2 separate regions of the Homo sapiens genome follow, and region 1 is linked to region 2. Evidence: chromatin loops called from intact Hi-C (ENCODE). Cell type or tissue: ascending aorta. All regions are shown on one strand. Links, peaks and the distances in the headings refer to the core of each region. The heading gives the core; the rest is flanking DNA. Region 1 overlaps AKAP13 (A-kinase anchoring protein 13). Region 2 overlaps AKAP13 (A-kinase anchoring protein 13).

Evidence for each region. Peaks named below come from ENCODE experiments on the same cell type or tissue, not always from the same donor. Only the 100,000 strongest peaks of a DNase experiment are listed, where the experiment ranks them.
Region 1: a loop joins it to region 2, with 4 times the contacts of the local background. A loop is called at or near these places in 4 of 110 quality-filtered maps.

Annotation. Positions count from the first base shown.
Region 1 is chr15:85,557,966-85,567,175 of GRCh38, reverse strand. The region is part of intron 5 of AKAP13 (A-kinase anchoring protein 13); the gene reads right to left. Among named protein-coding and RNA genes, the nearest start is that of AKAP13, 180 kb to the right of the region's middle. In ascending aorta, for the core only: no CTCF peak of the experiment used is centred there; a DNase peak (open chromatin) is centred at 3,568; H3K27ac peaks cover 1,462 bases.
Region 2 is chr15:85,610,582-85,619,791 of GRCh38, reverse strand. The region is part of intron 8 of AKAP13 (A-kinase anchoring protein 13); the gene reads right to left. Among named protein-coding and RNA genes, the nearest start is that of LINC02883, 140 kb to the left of the region's middle. RefSeq lists enhancers at 1,662-1,831, 7,203-7,372, 7,652-7,821 and silencers at 3,500-3,549, 3,610-3,659. In ascending aorta, for the core only: a CTCF peak has its summit at 3,591 (motif pointing left); DNase peaks (open chromatin) are centred at 521 and 2,311; H3K4me3 peaks cover 2,707 bases; H3K27ac peaks cover 3,258 bases.

The DNA.
Region 1 (9,210 bases), core at 197-8,196, 53 kb after region 2:
AGATCACACCATTGCACTCTAGCCTGGCAACAGAGCGAGACTCCATCTCAAAAAAACAAAAAACTGCACTTGTATCTCTTAAATATATACAAATATTTTAAAAGTTACAATTTTGGTAGGATCAGTATTCAGTATCTACATTACTATGCATCTAGAAATGTTGTACACAGGTGATCTAAGTAATATACTATGATTACTTGCCTTACTTGTACAAATTATTTTTCTCTTGAATAAAGTCAGTCATTTCCGGTCAGGCACAGTGGCTCACGTCTGTAATCCCAGCACTTTGGGAGGCCGACGCAGGCAGATCACGAGGTCAGGAGATTGAGACCATCCTGGCTAACACTGGGAAACCCCGTCTCCACCCAAAAAATATAAAAAATTAGCCGGGTGTGGTGGCACACACCTGTAATCCCAGCTACTCAGAAGTCTGAGGCAGAAGAATCGCTTGAACCCAAGAGGCAGAGGTTGCAGTGAGTCGAGGCTGCACCACTGCACTCCAGCCTGGGCAACAGAGCGAGACTCCATTTAAAAAAAAAAAAAAAAAAAGTAAGTTATTTTCTTTTTTCTAATTACTCCCAACTAAAACTTTGTTTTAATGGTCTAGCCTCATAAACTAATATTAAAAGACCATTCAATGAAACATTTACTGAACACCTATTAAGTGGTAGGCACTATGCTAGAGGCTAGAGCTACAAAGATACATGACATCTGTCTCAACATTAATGTCTCAATATTAATTACTGTTAGCCACAGTTTGGCTTACTGAAGTTATTGCCACCTTCATAGATGCAAAAAAGCAGGAAAGAATGTATGAGGAGTTTTACCCTTATATGTGTGGCATCTTATGCACTAAATATAGCATATTTCATCAAAATTAAGATGCTATTACTTGTAAAGGCACCATCATCTTATGTACCACTAAGGCAAAAAACTGTTGCAAATTAAATTATGATAAAATGGTATAACAGCATTGATCAAAATGTACCTGATTTGAGATGAACATTTGAAGACACTGTAATAGAGTATAAATAAAGTGAATTGTCTCTCTGTAGCACTGGTAGTGATAGTACAAATAGTTCACATGAACCATTAGTTCCAACATCATCTGCTTCACAGTATGCTCTAACTTAATGTTACCATGCACCAATGTTACCATGCACCTATGTTCCCAAAGTATGCAACCAATGGACAGCAAACACCTGTGAATAAAGCAGCTCAGAGGCTTTATACAGAGCTGCAAGGAACCTGAGAGACCATGGCTTGGTACAATTTCACAAATACAACTAAGACACTAGTTTTCAAACTTCTAAGTAGCTGCATGTTTTCAGATAAAATCATATGCAGAAATAGAGTGGCTATGTGTGACAGGACCAGTAGAGGGAAGGAAAGGCAAGGCCCTGCTCTCTCTCTGTCCACTCTCCTTCTTAGGTGAACTATGAGGCCCATACCTAGAATCCTAGGTGTATCTGAATGCTCTACAATTCTAGCACAGAATTTCTTTATGTACTACTACCACATTTCCATTTTAAATCCATCTTCCACATTCAGTCTCCTTTAGACTTGTAAAATAACTACTCAGCATTCTCTTGACTGGAAGCCCTTCCTACATCTACAGTTGGTAATTAAGTTGTCCGTCAGCCTTGTGTTTCTGCCATAAAGAGGACTATGGCTGGGTATCTAAAATTTACCTTGAAAAATGTGAACAAAGATTATATTGTAACCAAATCAGGCCTTGCAGGACAGGAAAGCATAACCAAATGCACTAGAAATTCTGGTTGTTTCAGTTGGTGAATTAAGAGGCACCATAGCCTCAGCTGACACTTTAAAAAACCAGACAAAAAACAAGTGAAAGAAAGATCTGTAGATGAACGAATATAAATACTGCAGGAAGGTCCATAGAGATTTCTACTGCCTTCTGATTTTTTTTTTTAATTCCAATGAGGAAACTATCACCCTGAATAAACGAAATGGTACTTTACCACCAATTGTGGCAATGATGCAGTACAGGCATTGTTTCATTACTACTACATCAGACAGTGTTAAAGTCTCTTAGATTTTCACATTCAACCCGATTTCAAAACAGACTTTAAGATATGAAAAGCTGACAATATGATTACCTTGAAATTTTCAATCTTCCTGTCATGAGGTAATTAATATTGTTTTTAAACATCCTTTGGGAGCCCTGAATTGTATCTAGTTTCCAGCACACTTCCAGGAGCAGTCTCTCTTGTGAGCTCAGCAAGACTTGCTGAACTGCACTATAACAATCTTACTCATCTGGAAGCCCCATTGAGAACCAGGACCGTGTATCTCCTGACCTGCTGATCTCCACCACTCAGCACAATCTCTTGACATACACAGTTACTCAAGTATTTGTTGGGATTTCACTCCAGGGCAGAAGAGTACAAATATTCTTCTCTTTTACTCACAACGTTTAAGATGGTTTGAGATCATCACTCTCTGAAGAGACAGATAATCTAAGGAAGTAATTCTAATACAACCCAATGTAGTGGCAGTAATGGCTCAAAAGGCACAGGTGGCAAAGGAGACTAAACATGACAACTAAATCCAGTGTGTGATCCAGATCAGGAGGAAAAATACTTAAAAGAACACTATTAAGCAGATGGTGAAAAGTAGAATATAAACTACTATATATTAGATTATTGTATTAATGATAAATTACTAATTTTGATAAATGCACTGTTACTGTATTGACTGTCCTTGTTCTTAGGAAATATATGCTGAAATATTTAGGAACAGAAGGTCATGATTCTGCAACTTACTCTCAAAGACTTCAGTAAAATTCTATATATGTATATGTATACACACACAGATAAAGCAAATGTAACCAATGTTAAGAATCGGAGAATTTGGATGAAGGATATATAGGAGTTCATTGCACGTTTCTTGCATCTTTTCTGAGTTCAAAATTTTTCAAAATACAAAGTTAAATGTAAAACATTTTAATAAAGGCAGAGGTGAAAATTGCTTCATTCTTCTGTTATTATTACTTACTAAAGGTAGGGAAGAAACTAGTATTATTTGAGTATCTACTTAAACAGATACTGACAGAAAATTTTAAGTACACTAATTTAATCCTCTTATCAGTCCTTCAAAGTGGTAGTATTCCGGTTTCAGAGATGAGGAAATTGAGAACAGAAATATTAACATATTTGTTCAAGGTATACCACATACATTAGCAGTTTGATAAACCTCAGTTCAAAATCAAACTTTACCACTTACAAGAAGTGAGAACTTGAGCTAGATACTTAACCTCTTTGAGCATGCATCTTGACCTATAAAAAATGTAACAGTCCTTTTAAAAGGTTGCTGTGAAAAAGCAAAGAAAGTTGTTGTGGAAATTAATGAGGATAGTAAATAAATTATTTAATAATGCCTGGCACACAGTAGGCAGTCAATAAATATTAGCACCCTCTTACTTAGCACATTGCTAACAAGTAATAGATTTGAATCCAGGTTGGGCTGCTCCCAAAGCCTGTGCTCTCCCCCTTATATAATGCTGCACTACTTTAAGTGGAAAGGGCTGGCTTTTGTAGGAACAGTTCATGCGGTGCCCACAGCAGGAAGTATTCAGGGTAATTTGAATGCAACAAGGAGCAAAGAGGTCTTTAAGAGAAAAATTTTTTTATGAGTCAAAGGAATGTTCCTTCCAAGTAGAACATTTCTCAACACACATTCTCTGATAAAAAGTTCCAAAGTCCACCATCTGCTACATTGATCAACAGAATAGTGAGCGTTGAAGAGACTGACAAAATGTTGGACAAACTGCCTAGCCCAAATTCTCATTCTCCGTCTTTAAAAAAAAAAAAAAAAAAAAAAAAACAAGCACATTCTACTCAAATGAAGGACAATATTGATTCCGACAGGCTGGAAAATGGCATGCCCACATTGCTCACCATATTGTTCACAAAATTGACACCAACCTACCTTTTCCTACGAGGAAAAAAATACCAATTCACTACAAATTCATCTAATTATGTTCAACTGAGACTTCCCTAGAGGCTAAATCATAGTGTGGTATGGGAAAAGTACAGGTGCTAAAGTCTGAGTAGAATCCCATTTATACCATGGTCTGATCTAAGACAAATTATTTCGCTTCTATGAGCCAGAGTTTTTTATCTGTTTAAAGAAAAGTGGGGGCCAGGTGCAGTGGCTCACACGTGTAATCCCAGCACCTTGGGAGACCGAAGCAGGTGGATCACCTGAGGTCAGGAGTTTGAGACCAGCCTGGCCAATATGGTGAAACCCTATCTCTACTAAAAATACAAAAAAAAAAAAAACAAAAAAAACCTGCTGGGCGTGGTGGCGCATGCCTGTAATCCCAGCTACTCAGGAGGCTGAGGCAGGAGAATCGCTTGAACCCAGGAGGCAGAGGTTGGAGTGAGCCGAGGTCGCGCCATTGCACTCCAGCGTGGGCAACAAGAGGGAAATTCAGTCTCAAAAAAAAAAAAAAAAAAAAAGAAAAGAAAAGAAAAGAAAGAAAAGGAAAGTGGGATAACAGCAGTTTTCTTACAGAGGCTCAAGGATTAAGATATAAGGACAGAGATATATATATATATATATATATATATATATATTTTTTTTTTTGAGGCAGATTCTCACTCTGTCACCCAGGATGGAGTGCAGTGGCACGATCTCAGCTCACTGCAACCACCACCTTCCAGGTACAAGCGATTCTCCCACCTCAGCCTCCCAAGTAGCTGGGATTACAGGCGCTTGCCACCACGCCCAGCTAATTTTTGTATTTTTAGTAGAGACGGGGTTTCGCCATGTTGGCCAGACTGGTCTCAAACTCCTGACCTCAGGTGATCCGCACGCCTCGGCCTCCCAAACTGCTGGGATTACAGGTGTGAGCCACCACGCCCGGCCGAGATATATATTCTTAATATGCATACTACTAGTAAGTACTCATTAAATACTGGTTTCTATTTCCACAACATAACCACTTCCTTTTATTGTTAATATTTATCAACTGCTTAACAATGTATCAGATATTGAACTGTGCATTTGGTACACATCATCTCATTTACTCTCGTAATCATTCTGTGAAGGAGAATATTATTACCGTAATTTGCAGGTCAGGAAACTGAAGTTGTGAGAAATGTAGTAACTTGCCTAACAGCTACTAAGTAATGGAGCCAGCCAGCATTTGGATCAACAATCTAAACCAAAACACAAACCTACCTCTGCTGCCTATTTTGTAGCAGAGAATGCAGACAGACGAAACTAAAAATATAAATAATTTTAAAAATACACATTTTGAGAGACTAGTGTGCAAGTTCTAGATCATTGCGTACTATGGATATGGGTACAGAAGTTAGTAGTCCATGGCGTCTATGGTCATTTTTCTCTTGCTTTTCATCCTGAGGGGCTACTTCACTCCCTTTCTCAATGAGTCCATAACTTCTGGAATACTACATCACTCCAATAGCCAAAGTTGTATTTTTTAGTCCTACCTTACTGTACTGGTTTCAAGATCTCGAAAAAAGTGATTTTCAGCATACTGCCACTGTATTAGTTATAGATGCATCGATATCTAATATACCAACATTCACAAGATTAGTAAAAATTAAAGTTAAATCAATTTTATACTAGACAGACGTATAAATTTATTGATGTGATCAAAGTATTTAGTTGGTTCCTCTTACTGAATCAGATTTAAGCCACCAACCTGATTCAACAAATAAATCAATTTTCAGATGCAATGTTAAGCTCAATCTCACTAAAGTAACCTTTTAACCTTAGCTGCACTTTGAAATTGCCTGGAGAGCTTTTAAAAATCCTTATGTCCAGAGGCTGGGCATGGTGGCTCACGCCTGTAATCCCAGCACTTTGGGAGGCCAAGGCAGGTGGATCACCTGAGGTCAGGAGTTCGAGACCAGCCTGGCCAATGCGGTGAAACCCCGTCTCTACTAAAAATACAAAAATTAGCCAGGTGTGGTGGCGGGCGCCTGTAATCCCAGCTACTTGGGAGGCTGAGGCAGGAGAATCACTTGAACCTGGGGGGCGGAGGTTGCAGTGAGCCGAGATTGCGCCGTTGCACTCCAGCCTGGGCGGCGAGTCAAACTCCGTCTTAAAAAAAAAAAAAAAAAAAAAAAAATCCTTACATCCAGATGGCATATCACATCTATCAAATCAAAATCTCTAGAGGTGGTCCTCAGGCATGAGTGTTTTTTAAAGCTCCTGCAGAGACTTTAATGTGCAGCCAAGGTTGTAAAACACTGCATTAAAGTAACCTACAGGTGGCAGTTACTTAAAAAAGAAAAGCAGAGTTAATACTGGCCACATTGCAATGAATATGGGAGTTGCAAACATCATTTCCTTTGACCTAATTATACAATTCCTTGAAATTTAGCCTAAGGAAATAATTTAACAGAAGCAAAAAATCAGTAGGTAAAAGATAAGGCTCACTCTAGCACTCACTAGTTTTAATTTTTTTAAAAATCAGAAATTGATATTCAATATTAGTTGAATAATTTACTCATAATAAAAGAGGGCCTCAAAAATATTTATAAAGACCATAGAAATAGATAAAAATATGACAAAGTGAAACTATCAGACTACAAAATGGAGCATCAGCTACAACTGTTATTAAAAATTCCATACAATATGGGAGGTAATATCTGATAATAAAATAAACCTGTCTTATGCAGGTGCATCATGAATATTATTATGTACAACTTAATTATTAAAAATAAATAAATAGGCTGGGTGCAGTGACTCACACCTGTGTTCCCAGCACTTTGGGAGGCTGAGGTGAGAAGATTGCTTGAGGCTAAGAGTTCAAGACCAGGCTGGGCAAAACAGGGAGACCACCCCCACTCTTTGCAAAAAAAAATTAGCCCGGCCTGGTGGTGCACACCTGTAGTCCTAGCTACATGGGAGGCTGAGGCGAGTGGTCAAGGCTGCAGTGAGCTATGGTCTCACCACAGCACTCTAGACTGAGTGACAGACCAGCAAGAGGAAGAATTAATTGATTATTTTATTTTTACTGTTTTTTTTTTTTTTTTTTTTTTTTTTTTTAGGTGGAGACAGCAGGTATCACAGGAGCTCCTTGAAACGAACACAGGAGTAATAAACCATGACGCAGACATCTGCGCTTAGGCTCCAATGCAGTTATATTTAGTTCACAGTAGACCAACACCAACATCAAATAGATCCTCATCTAAGAAACAATCCCAGATAATCTTTACTCACTCACTAATGTACTTTTTCTTTTCCAACCTTCTCACCCCCCAGATGACTTAGAGCATCTAAGTGATTATAAGTTATAAGTGATTAAATAAAGCAGGGGTCCCCAACTCCCATGCCACAAACCAGTACCAGTCTATGGCGTGTTAGGCCACACAGTAGGAAGTAAGTGCAGGCTAGAGAGTGAAGCTTCATCTGTATTTACAGCTGCTCCCCACTGCTTGCATTACCACCTGAATTCCGCCTCCTGTCGGATCAACGGTGGCACTAGATTCTCACAGGAGCGTGAACCCTATCGTGAACTGCGTATGTGAGGGATCTAGGCTCCTTATGTGAATCTAATGTTTGATGATCTGTCACTGTCTCCCATCACCCCCTGATGGGACTGTTTAGCTGCAGGAAAACAAGCTCAGGGCTCCCACTAACTCTACATTATGGTGAGTTGTATAATTATTTCATTATATATTACAGTGCAGTAATAACAGAAATAAAGTGCATGATAAATGTAATGCGCTTGAATCATCCCCTCAACCATCACATCCCCTCCTCCCACAGGTCCATGAAAAAACTGTCTTCCACAAAACCAGTCCCTGGTGCCAAAAAAAATTGGGGACCACTGAAATAGAGATTTCTATTTAAATATTATTTAAATTTGTATTTATACACAAACTAGGTTGATCTATGTCAGAACTTGTGTTGTCTCTGTCTATTCCATGACAGTTATTGGCTTACTAGCTACTTAACTGTCTTCTGTTTAACCAGTGCTTCACGCCACTTAGTGAGGCTGAGAAACACAGGCCCCTGAAAATTATTTTCAAAGCGAGAACATTACCACTGTTGACCAAGATCAACAACAGTGGTAATGAGAACAGGAAAAAAGAGAATTGCTTACAAAATAAGCTGAAACTTGGAAAGAATGATATAACTGAATAAAGTAATTTCAAACCGATGACAGAAAAAAAAGTCAAATTTCCAAGAAATGAGGGGGAGGGGACGGCAAAGGGAGGGAGGAGGAGGAGGGAGGGGAAAGGGAAGGGAGGAGTACACACTCATCTTTAAAATGTCAAAAAGTTTCTTTAGCTTTCTCGTGGGGCAAAAACACAAAACAAAATCAAACAGAAACCCTGTAGGATTACCAATTTAAATAACAGAATCAGGAGAGAAAGGAATGCACATCCATTTCTTCCAGTTTTATTTCTGAAGATCATGAGAAACTTAAACATGATAGAAAGATTAAGAACTAAATATGAACCCAAAACTCCAGTGTAATGGTGAACGTTAAAATCAGCTGATTAACAAGCTTCCAACTTAATGGAGAAGCGATGTGTTCCATACTTACAGAAACTGGTAACTTTAATCACAAAGAAGTCATCACTCTGTAAACTAGCTTTTCCAGTTCAGGAAAAAAGACACATTTTTGCTCATTTGTCTAGGCAGGACCCCCATCTTCAGGCACGAAGTTCACTTAACTATGTGTGAGGTTATCATCACTAAAATTCAAGAAAAGAACCCATACTCAACAAGTCCAATAAGCTTCTAATGACCTTGCGTATTTTTATATAGCCCACTGACCTGATTCGGCACTTTTCATAAGTTATAATTAAAGTTGATTAATCCTATTTAAAAACAGTTACATTAATAAAATAGGTCCTCATAAAGAGATAATGTCTTTTGGACAAACTAGATGTGACTTTTCTCATGTTTCTCCTGTAATTTGCTGCTTTTGCAGAAACATATAACATTGATTTACTCTCCCTCATAATAGCACTGCACAATAAACAGGTAAGGTGGGTCAGAGAACTTCTCAAATTACTTACAAGCGATCAGATTTTTTTTAACTTTTCAATTCATCACTGAAGCAAAGATTCTAAAAATGAACTACTGGAAAAATGAAATTTAATGTGCACAGATTCTGGGGAGAAAAACTACTGGCAGAAGAGATAAGAGGCATAGCATAGATAGGAATACGGCATGTGGTATAAGCTATAGACCCAT
Region 2 (9,210 bases), core at 145-8,144:
AGATCTTGACTGAAAGAGAAGCAAACACCGTTTCCATCACTGGCAATGACTCCAGTAAAAAAATAAAGAATAAACTGGCTAAGCATAACGGCCGATACACGTAGGGAAAAAAACCCAAGAAGGCAATAAAAATCCAGTATATACTTTGCCAGGAAGAGGGAGAGAAAGAAAGGAAGACGACGCTATTTCAAAGCGATGGCATGAAAAAAGTCATTAGATTCTGTTCTTGCTTAAAACAAAAACAAAGACAAAGAAAATCTACTTTTCCTTAAAAAAAAGTAGAAGCTGGGAGATGCTTTTCAAAGTAAAGTCTTTGGAATCTCTCTTGCTCACCAGGCAGTAGGGCTTGGTTTTGATTTAAGTTGAAAATCTCTAAGGACAGCAGAGTAAAAGGGAAAAAAATAAAAGACCACTCCTGCTGTACTCCCTCCCTCCCTCCTTCCCTCCCTAGCCAGCCTCCTCCTCCCTTTTTCCTTCTCTCTCAAGAACGTCACTGCTTGCCCTTTCAGCTCCGCACCCGCAGCCTTGGAGGTTTGAAAACCCAATTGCAGTTGTGGGAACATGATTCATCTACCGAGACGAAGAGAAAAACAAGGCTTCCTTTTCCAACCCGCTTCTTCTTCCTCCTCCTCCTCCTCCCACCCCTATGAAAAAGGCTCTGTCAGGCATTGCAAGATGCAGCTCAGTTCTTTGATGTCAGAGTAGTATGCTAATAAAGGAAGGGGGGTGTTATACTAAACACCACAAGCGTGTACAATGGACTTGTCGTGAGGTACAGAAAATTGAAACTACCCAAAGCATACACTATACCTCCCTGCCAAATGCAAAGCAATGATTTAACACGAGAAAAATGTCAGCCAAATATTGCAGTTATGTCTCTAGGATCGAGACGTGGCTATAAATGTGTCTGATAAAGTTTAAAAATTATCAAGAGTTAAGCTTTATTTTTGGGGAGGGAGAAGGGATGATGGAGTTGATTTAAAGAAAATGAAAAAGAAAAGGAGTGGAACAAAGGAGTTCTGTGTATGTTAATATTTGTTGCGACTAAGTATAGCTGCCTGGCTGGGACTTCTTCAGTGTTTCTATGCACACTAACTGGGTCTTGAATTGTGGGTCTGCTACTTCATTTGCCTGTTTTCTTACTATTCCAGACCCTTCTAGCCCCCCACTCTATCTAACATTCTCAGGGACAGACTTACTTCAGAATGCATTCTCTCACCTGAGACATTCTCTTACTTGGATCATGAATGATTTGGGAGGGAAAAGGATGAGGAACTGAGGGAAGCAAAAAGCAGAAAGGAGTGAAGAAACAAAAGAAAAAGGGATTAAAAAAAAAAAAGGATTTCTCTTTCTAGGAGCTGCTGACATTTTCCTTGAGTTGTCCAGAGTAGTCCTTAGCTAGGCTGTGAAAGCAGTGGCTCAAATACCACAACAGAAGGGGAGAGGAGAGATTTAACACCTACATTTCTGTTGACATTGCAAACAAAGTTGGTGAAAAGGTTTTTCAGGAGCTAAAAAACGGATATAGAAAAAGGGTATAGATGAGTTGCTGTGTCCTCAGGCCAGATATTCAAGTTGCTGACCAGCTTAAAGGAGGGAAATACAGCAAACCCTGCTAAGAAGACTGTAAACGTCTTCCTCAACTTTCTATTAATACACCCCAGCTACATACAGGCTTTATTCTGAAATAAAAGCCATAAGGTTTTATCTCCCTATTCCTCACTGGTTCATCCGAGGAATGAAGGCGGACAACCCCTCCCCTTCTCGTGCCCCAAGTGAGCCTTGGCTCTGTAGTGGTACCAACATGTGCAGTGAAACAGATGTTGCTTTTCATTACAAATGAGGCTACAAAACAGTAGAAACAAGACGATTTGACAGAGATTTAAAAGTTGTAAATAAAATTCTTGCTCAGGCTTATCAAAAGCATGGGAACTTGACCAGAGATTTACAAATACTTCCAAACTATGTGGTCTAGGGCACAGACAGAAAGAGCCTTTAGGCTTGAATGTATAGATAAACTGATACTTTATTATCTTTTCTGTAAAAGCTTTCACCAAGCTAGAATGTAGAACTCGCCCTTCTTCTTTTTTTGAACACAGAGCTGCCTCCCCTCTGTCCTCAATATGGTTTGTTCCTCACTGCCACTCCCTTCTGTTTTAATTAGAATCAAATGATTCCTGCTTCCAAGGTTCCCAGGCATCTGTCTCTCTAGGGATCAGAGATGGTTTAATCACCATTAAAACCCTCCTACCGGCTGGGCGCGGTGGCTCACGCCTGTAATCCCAACACTTTGGGAGGCCAAGGCAAGCAGATCATGAGGTCAAGAGATCCAGATCGTGGCCAACATGGCGAAACCCCCATCTCTACTAAAAATACAAAAATTAGCCAGGCATGTTGGCACATGCCTGTAGTCCCAACTATTCAGGAGGCTGAGGCAGGAGAATCGTTTGAACCTCGGAGGCGGAGGTTGCAGTGAGCCAAGATCGCGCCACTGCACTCGAGCCTGGCAACAGAGCAAGACTCCGCCTCAAAAAACAAAAAACAAAAACAACAACAACAACAAAAAAGCTTTTCTACCCTATCCCTGTCCAGTGACTTACATGCAGATAATTTATAACAATGTAACAGATATTTTGTGACTTCTAGTGGAGGCAAGCAAAATAAATAGGTAACAAGGTGTCTGTCTTCAGGAAGTTTTTAGGAGAGAGAAACTTGTTTCAAAATAATATAATTTTCTGAAAGAGCCTAGATTACTGTTTGAGACATAAAGACTAACCTTTTTATTTCTAACTTCTGGCTTTGTGCCACAGGCTGGAAAGCTAGATTTCCTGCTCTTTCTGCATATTAAAGGACAATTCCTTACATATTCTGTTCCTTGTTGGAGGACAAATACCCTGGGTGGGAAACAAATGCTCTGGGTGGAAAAAAGAGTCTGTGTTGCTTTCCCCTCTGGATCTGCTCAGCACTCCCCAACAGAAGACAGAATCTGCAGTCTTGTGCTTTTGCAGTTGATGTGACAATTCCAAGTTTTTATCAAAAACATCTGGAACCATTGAACAGTAATTCTGCCAGGATTTTGAAATACAGCAACCAATCATTTCATATCTAAACCAGAGCTGAGAGTTACAAATTTAAAGGAGGTTCTGAGTTTATTTCCCTTTTCTTTTAATTTGGGGAACCTGTAGTAAAATATTTTATTATTTACAGCCATACTACTTAACAGTAGTTACTTACAGTATTAATTGTCTTTCCTTTCTTTCTGCAGCCTCCATCCTGCCCTCTATCCACACAAATGGTCCCAGATTCTTTAAAAACAACCAGTGCTTTTAATCTGTCTCATGCCACAGGGCCAACATGCAATTATTAAAGATTCCAGAAAATGAAATATAAAAATATTTTATACATCTTAATTTAGCTATAGCATTTGTGTTCATGAATTAAATTTTCATTTGATTTACTTAACTACAAGATCTAGCACCTTACCAAATTGTTTAAGCATTCTTATGGGTCAACACTGTGGCTGCTTTAGTTCCAGTTAGGGCAGAAGCCCATCTGGAGTCTCACAGCAAAGTTTCTGAATTAGGACACCACCTAGTGGGGGATGCTGAAGACCCAAACAGAACACCAAAGGCCAGTGAATATTTTTGTGGGGGTGTGGGGATAGGGGTAGGGCTCATCTTCTGCTACTATGTATTTTTTCCTGAAACCCCAAAGTGAACATAAAGTAGCAGCATGTGAATGGACACTGGTTAATGACTCATCAATGATCAATTTTACTCTCTGCAGAGAACACAAGGTACTAAGTGAAAATCAAGGGTTCTTTGTCTTCCTAGGTGTGCCATTATCTCACTGAGCAACTTGGGAGATACTAGTTTGACCCTCTGGACCAAGATTTCCAGAATGGAAAAATTAGAGATTCAACGCTAGGTCATATCTGAAGATCCTTCTTGCTCTAATATTATATACTGCCAGTCTGAGACTAGGAAGTTATCACATGCCATATAGTTCATGGGATACGGTAGTTTCAGAGGAGAAAGAAAAAGGAATTGAGACATTCTCTTAAAACTTGCAGAAAACATTATTCCTGCATAATGACACTTTCTACCTTTGTTCTTCACATGAAATGGGAAGGAAGGAAAAGTTTACCACAGTCAACAATTTTCATTAATCTAAACTTAAATATAGTGATCCATCCAGAGTTACACATATGTTGGTGGTAAAATGTATTAGAATACAGATAAAACATTTAGCCTCCACTTGAGCAACTCCTGTCTGCTTAGATAATAGACTGCTTCAAATAAGACAAATGAATATTTGAGAGGTGAAAGAAGAAAATACTTTACAATGGCTGCAAAGGATCGTCTCCAATTAGGCTTTCCTTGTACTATGGCTCCAGGAGAAGCAGGTCTACTGTTCCCTCCTAGCATTCACTAACATACAGATTTGAAGATTACAAGACAGTAAAAGGGTAAAGGAGAAGGAGAGACCTAGAAGGCTATAACCACCATTTCTTTTCAAATTAGTAGCAAGCAGTAGCCAACAGCTCCTTTCCTTAACCCTTTACTATCTTTGCAAGAAGAAAACTTAAGACAATTTAACTGGCAGCAGCTAACTGACAATAATAGCAACAATTAAAATAACAACAAACTAATATGGAACAATATAAGAAAAAAGTATCTTCGTAAACTTGTGCTCTTTACAGGAACAAGGTCTCATGGATCATACACACAAATGTTAAATTCTACTAAAATTACCAACAGCTTTGTGAAATAAAAGGAGGGAGGAAGGAAGAAAGGGAGATGGCAGAATCAAAATTTCAGTTGGGAAAAAGTGACAGGATAGTTTAATCTTGAGGACAAGTCTTCTGGAGCAAGATTTATTAACCACAACATTTACTGAATACCTCCTGTTTGCCAGGTGCTTCCACAGGTACAATTTCATTGATTCCTCATAAAAACCTGTAAGGTGAAATTTTACTGTCTATTTTACAGATGAGGAAAAGTAGCACTTAGAATTTAAGTCAGTTATATAACATCACACAGCTAATAAAACAGATTTGCTTTAAACTCAGTTGTGTAAATCAGTCTTTCCACTACATCTAATTTTGCCACTTGATAAATCCCCCAAGAAATGAAACTATAACAGAGAAAAGTTAGTATTTGAGGAAAGAAAACTTGGGATTCATTACTCATAATCAATATCCCTACATTTGATTTTACATAAATGCTAAAGGACAGAAAAAGATGTTTTTTAAAAAATAAAAATGCCAAGTGATTCTTAATTTTACATTAAACGGACTCAACTTCTCTGCCAACATTTCAATATTTGACATTCCACTTTTTAAAAGTTTCTCTCTATAGTAATATCTTACAAAAATAGAATGAACAAACCAAACATACAGACTAAAAGATCTCTGGATATTGCTACCCAAGTCTTCCTGAAAATGAACAGATACACTGATCTGGCTTTTCTCTTTGGAGCAAACATTCATTATTTCTTTTGGCAGCATTTCAGATATTTAAAGATGGCCGTCGTGCTTCACCACCCTCTTCAGGCTTCTCTTTCGAATCATGATTCCCACAACGGCTCCTCAGACAACAGAATACCTGAGTGCTCTCTAGTTAGTGTACTTCTTGTGATGTGGATGCCCCAAACAAAATCCTCTGACATGGTGCACACTGGGATAACTAAGATCAAATTGGTTTTCTTGACACACATATTACACCGCTAGAAGAATAAGTTTATTGTGAAATAAACTTACTTCCCATATATTTTCTTTCAGTGTGACTTACAGTATCAGGTCTCCTTTAAACTATAATCTTGTGATTTTGTTTTAAAACCTACTTTATAGCTTTCTGTATAGATATATTCTCTCAAATAAATTCTCATTTGTTTTAAAGTTATCATTTTAGCCTTAAGAGAGTATAGTGAACCTAAATTCCATCACTGAAGTAACAGCTGTTTCTCCAAACTCTGTATCATTCATAAATCTGAAGAGCAAGGCTAATGATGGAACCCAGAATTAAATCACTAAAAGCCTCCCCTGGTAGGACATCTGTCCATCAATCAGCACTCCTAATATATATATATATATATATATTTTTTTTTTTTTAGACGGAGTCTGGCTCTGTTGCCCAGGCTGGAGTGCAGTGGTGAGATCTCGGCTCACTGCAAGCTCCGCCTCCGGGGTTCATGCCATTCTCCTGCCTCAGCCTCCTGAGTAGCTGGGACTACAGGCGCCCGCCACCACGCCCAGCTAATTTTCTACATTTTTAGTAGAGACGGGGTTTCACCGTGTTAGCCAGGATGGTCTCGATCTCCTGACCTCGTGATCCACCCGCCTTGGACTCCCAAAGTGCTGGGATTACAGGCGTGAGCCACCGCACCCGGCCCCAGCACTCCTAAGATTAAGTAAAATGCTGGTCTATCAGCTACAAAGCCAACTGAATTCTGAGTCCCATACCTCCATCTTCTATACAATACAGAATAATTAATAAAACTTCTTCCTGAAATTAATACATACTAAATGTATGGCATTCTCCTATTCAACCTATCAAATAATGCTATCCAAAAGGGAAATGAGACACTACTCATGCAGTGTACTGTTTGATAACCATTTATGTTGTCTATTTAAAACCAGATCCTAAAGACTGTTGTATTTGATAAAACTATAAGCCATATTTACTCATAGTTTTGAATCTTCTAACAACATTTCTTTTTAGCATGACCACAAGAACATAAGACAGTCCAGCACTGACAAAAACAAAAACAAAAGCTACTTCATAATAGTACAATGACACAAGAACTTCTTCTCACATGTAGAAATCTTACCAATTTCATGAAGCCCGTAAGTGCAAATTTTTGAGTAAAATTACTATAAATAATAGCATCCCTTTTAAGGCATTAAGGTAAGAAGAATATGTTCTCTCCACATTTACTTTTTCTTTCTTTTTTTCTTTTTTTTTTGTGAGACAGGGTCTCACTCTGTTGCCCAGACTGGAGTGCAGTGGTACAATCTTGGCTCACCACAACCTTCGCCTCCCAGGCTCAAGTGATTCTCCTGCCTCAGCCTCCTGAGTATCTGGGGATTATAGGCACGTGTCACTACTACCCAGCTAATTCTTGTATTTTTAGTAGAGACGGTGTTTCACCATGTTGACCTGGCTGGTCTTGAACTCCTGACCTCAAATGATCCACCCGCCTCGGCCTCCCAAACTGCTGGGATTTACAGGTGTGAGCCACCACGCTTGATCTACTTAAACATGATAACTATACCATCAAATAGTCAATTCAAATGAATTCACAACCTTATGCTATTTTTCCCACCCAAATAGTTGGTATATATACAAGTGCAAAATGCGTATGTGATTCAGACAAAACCACCAGTAAAAAAAATCTATTTCAGATGGTAATCTAGATCTTGAAAAGTATTTATTATGAGGTAATTTTTAAACAGGTTTACTAAAGTATAATTTACACATAATAAACTGCACCTATTCAAAGCATAATAAATGTTTCATGTATTGTCAAATTTTCCTAACATGTTTTTAAGATACATTAGAACTTTTAAAACCTGAGGGCCAAGAACACTAAACATGGCAAATAGAGTAACTAACAATTTCAACAACAACCAGGAAATTTCACATGGAAAATCTGTGACATTATTGGGACTGTATAGTACAACTCCATGTCACTGCCCTAAATCTTCAATAAGCTTTTCAGTAAAGTTTAATCATTAGGCAACTATTTATTAAACATGTACGCTTGGCATCGAGGATACGGCAGTGAACAAAATGGATATTAAATAATTACAATCATGTTTGAGACTGGCCCTTACAGTATATTACTAATCTGAGACTTGATGGAAGACTTAATAGGAATTAACCAGGCAAAGGGTGTATATGTGTGGATGGTGCTGTAGGGAGGCAGGCAAGGAAAGCTAGAGAGACTGACCTGTGTCTACGTTCAGGCAGAAGACTGCATAAGGCCCAGAGGGAAGAAAGAGCACAGAGACAAAGGATGAGGCCAGCCCCAGCTGAACATGTTACTTGTGTTCACAAGTGTATTGTCGCTACAATAGGAAAAGCAATCGAAGAGTTGTTAGCAAGGGAAAGGCAGGATCGCATCTGTATTTCAAAAATATATTTTTCTGGAATACGCTCAAAAGACAGAAGGGAGCAAGCTTAGAGACAGATGAGTCAGAAAGCTGTTAGAGAAGTCAGGTGAGAAATGATGGCAGTGTGAACTCAGCTGCTGAAAGCAGAGCTCAAGAAAAGAAACCGAGAGTCCAAAAATATTTAACATTAACAGGATATTGGGCATTGGGGTGGGAGCAGAAGTAAAAGAAGTGTGACGATGGACTAGGTTTCTGTCCTGAACAACTAGGTAAAGGGCGGAATGCAGCAGAAGTAGGTGGCAGGGGAGAGATCAGATGATGAATTCACTTTTAGACACAGTGAATCTGAGACATGGTATCTCAGAGATATCTGAGCAGAGCCATGGTAGGCAGTTGAAAGTGTGTGACTGGAACTCAGGGGAATGGCTGAGGTTGGGCATTCAGATTTGGGAATTAACACACAGAAGTGGCATCAAGGAAACTAAATGGAGAAAGTATTTCAAAGAAAGGATAGTAAACAGTGCGAAATGCTGTAAAAACGTCATGCAAATACAAGATCCGGATTTTGCTAGGCAAATATTTCATAGATCTTGGTGAGGGTAGTTCTGGCGTAGTTGTAGACTGATGAAAACTGGATTTAAATATTCTACTATTTCACAGGGGAAAACTTAAGGTTTTTTGGGGGAGGGGAGTGGGGGGGTGGAGTTTCGCTCTTGTTGCCCAGGCTGGAGCGCAGTGGCGCGATGTCGACTCACTGCAACCTCTGCCTCCCGGGTTCTAGTGATTCTCCTGCCTCAGCCTCCCAAGTAGCTGGGATTACAAGCGCCTGCCACCACGCCCGGCTAATTTTTTTATTTTTAGTAGAGACGGGGGAGTTTCACCATGTTAGCCAGGCTGGTCTTGATCTCCTGACCTCAGGTGATCCACCCACCTCGGCCTCCCGAAGTGCTGGGATTACAGGCCTGAGCCACCACGCCCGGCCCTTAAGCTCTATCTGTATACTAACTCTTCAGAGTTTTCTCTTAAGACATTTTTTTCCTTTAGAGAAAATGCCTTAAGTGAATCCTTATATAATGGTTGCTATAAGATTACTA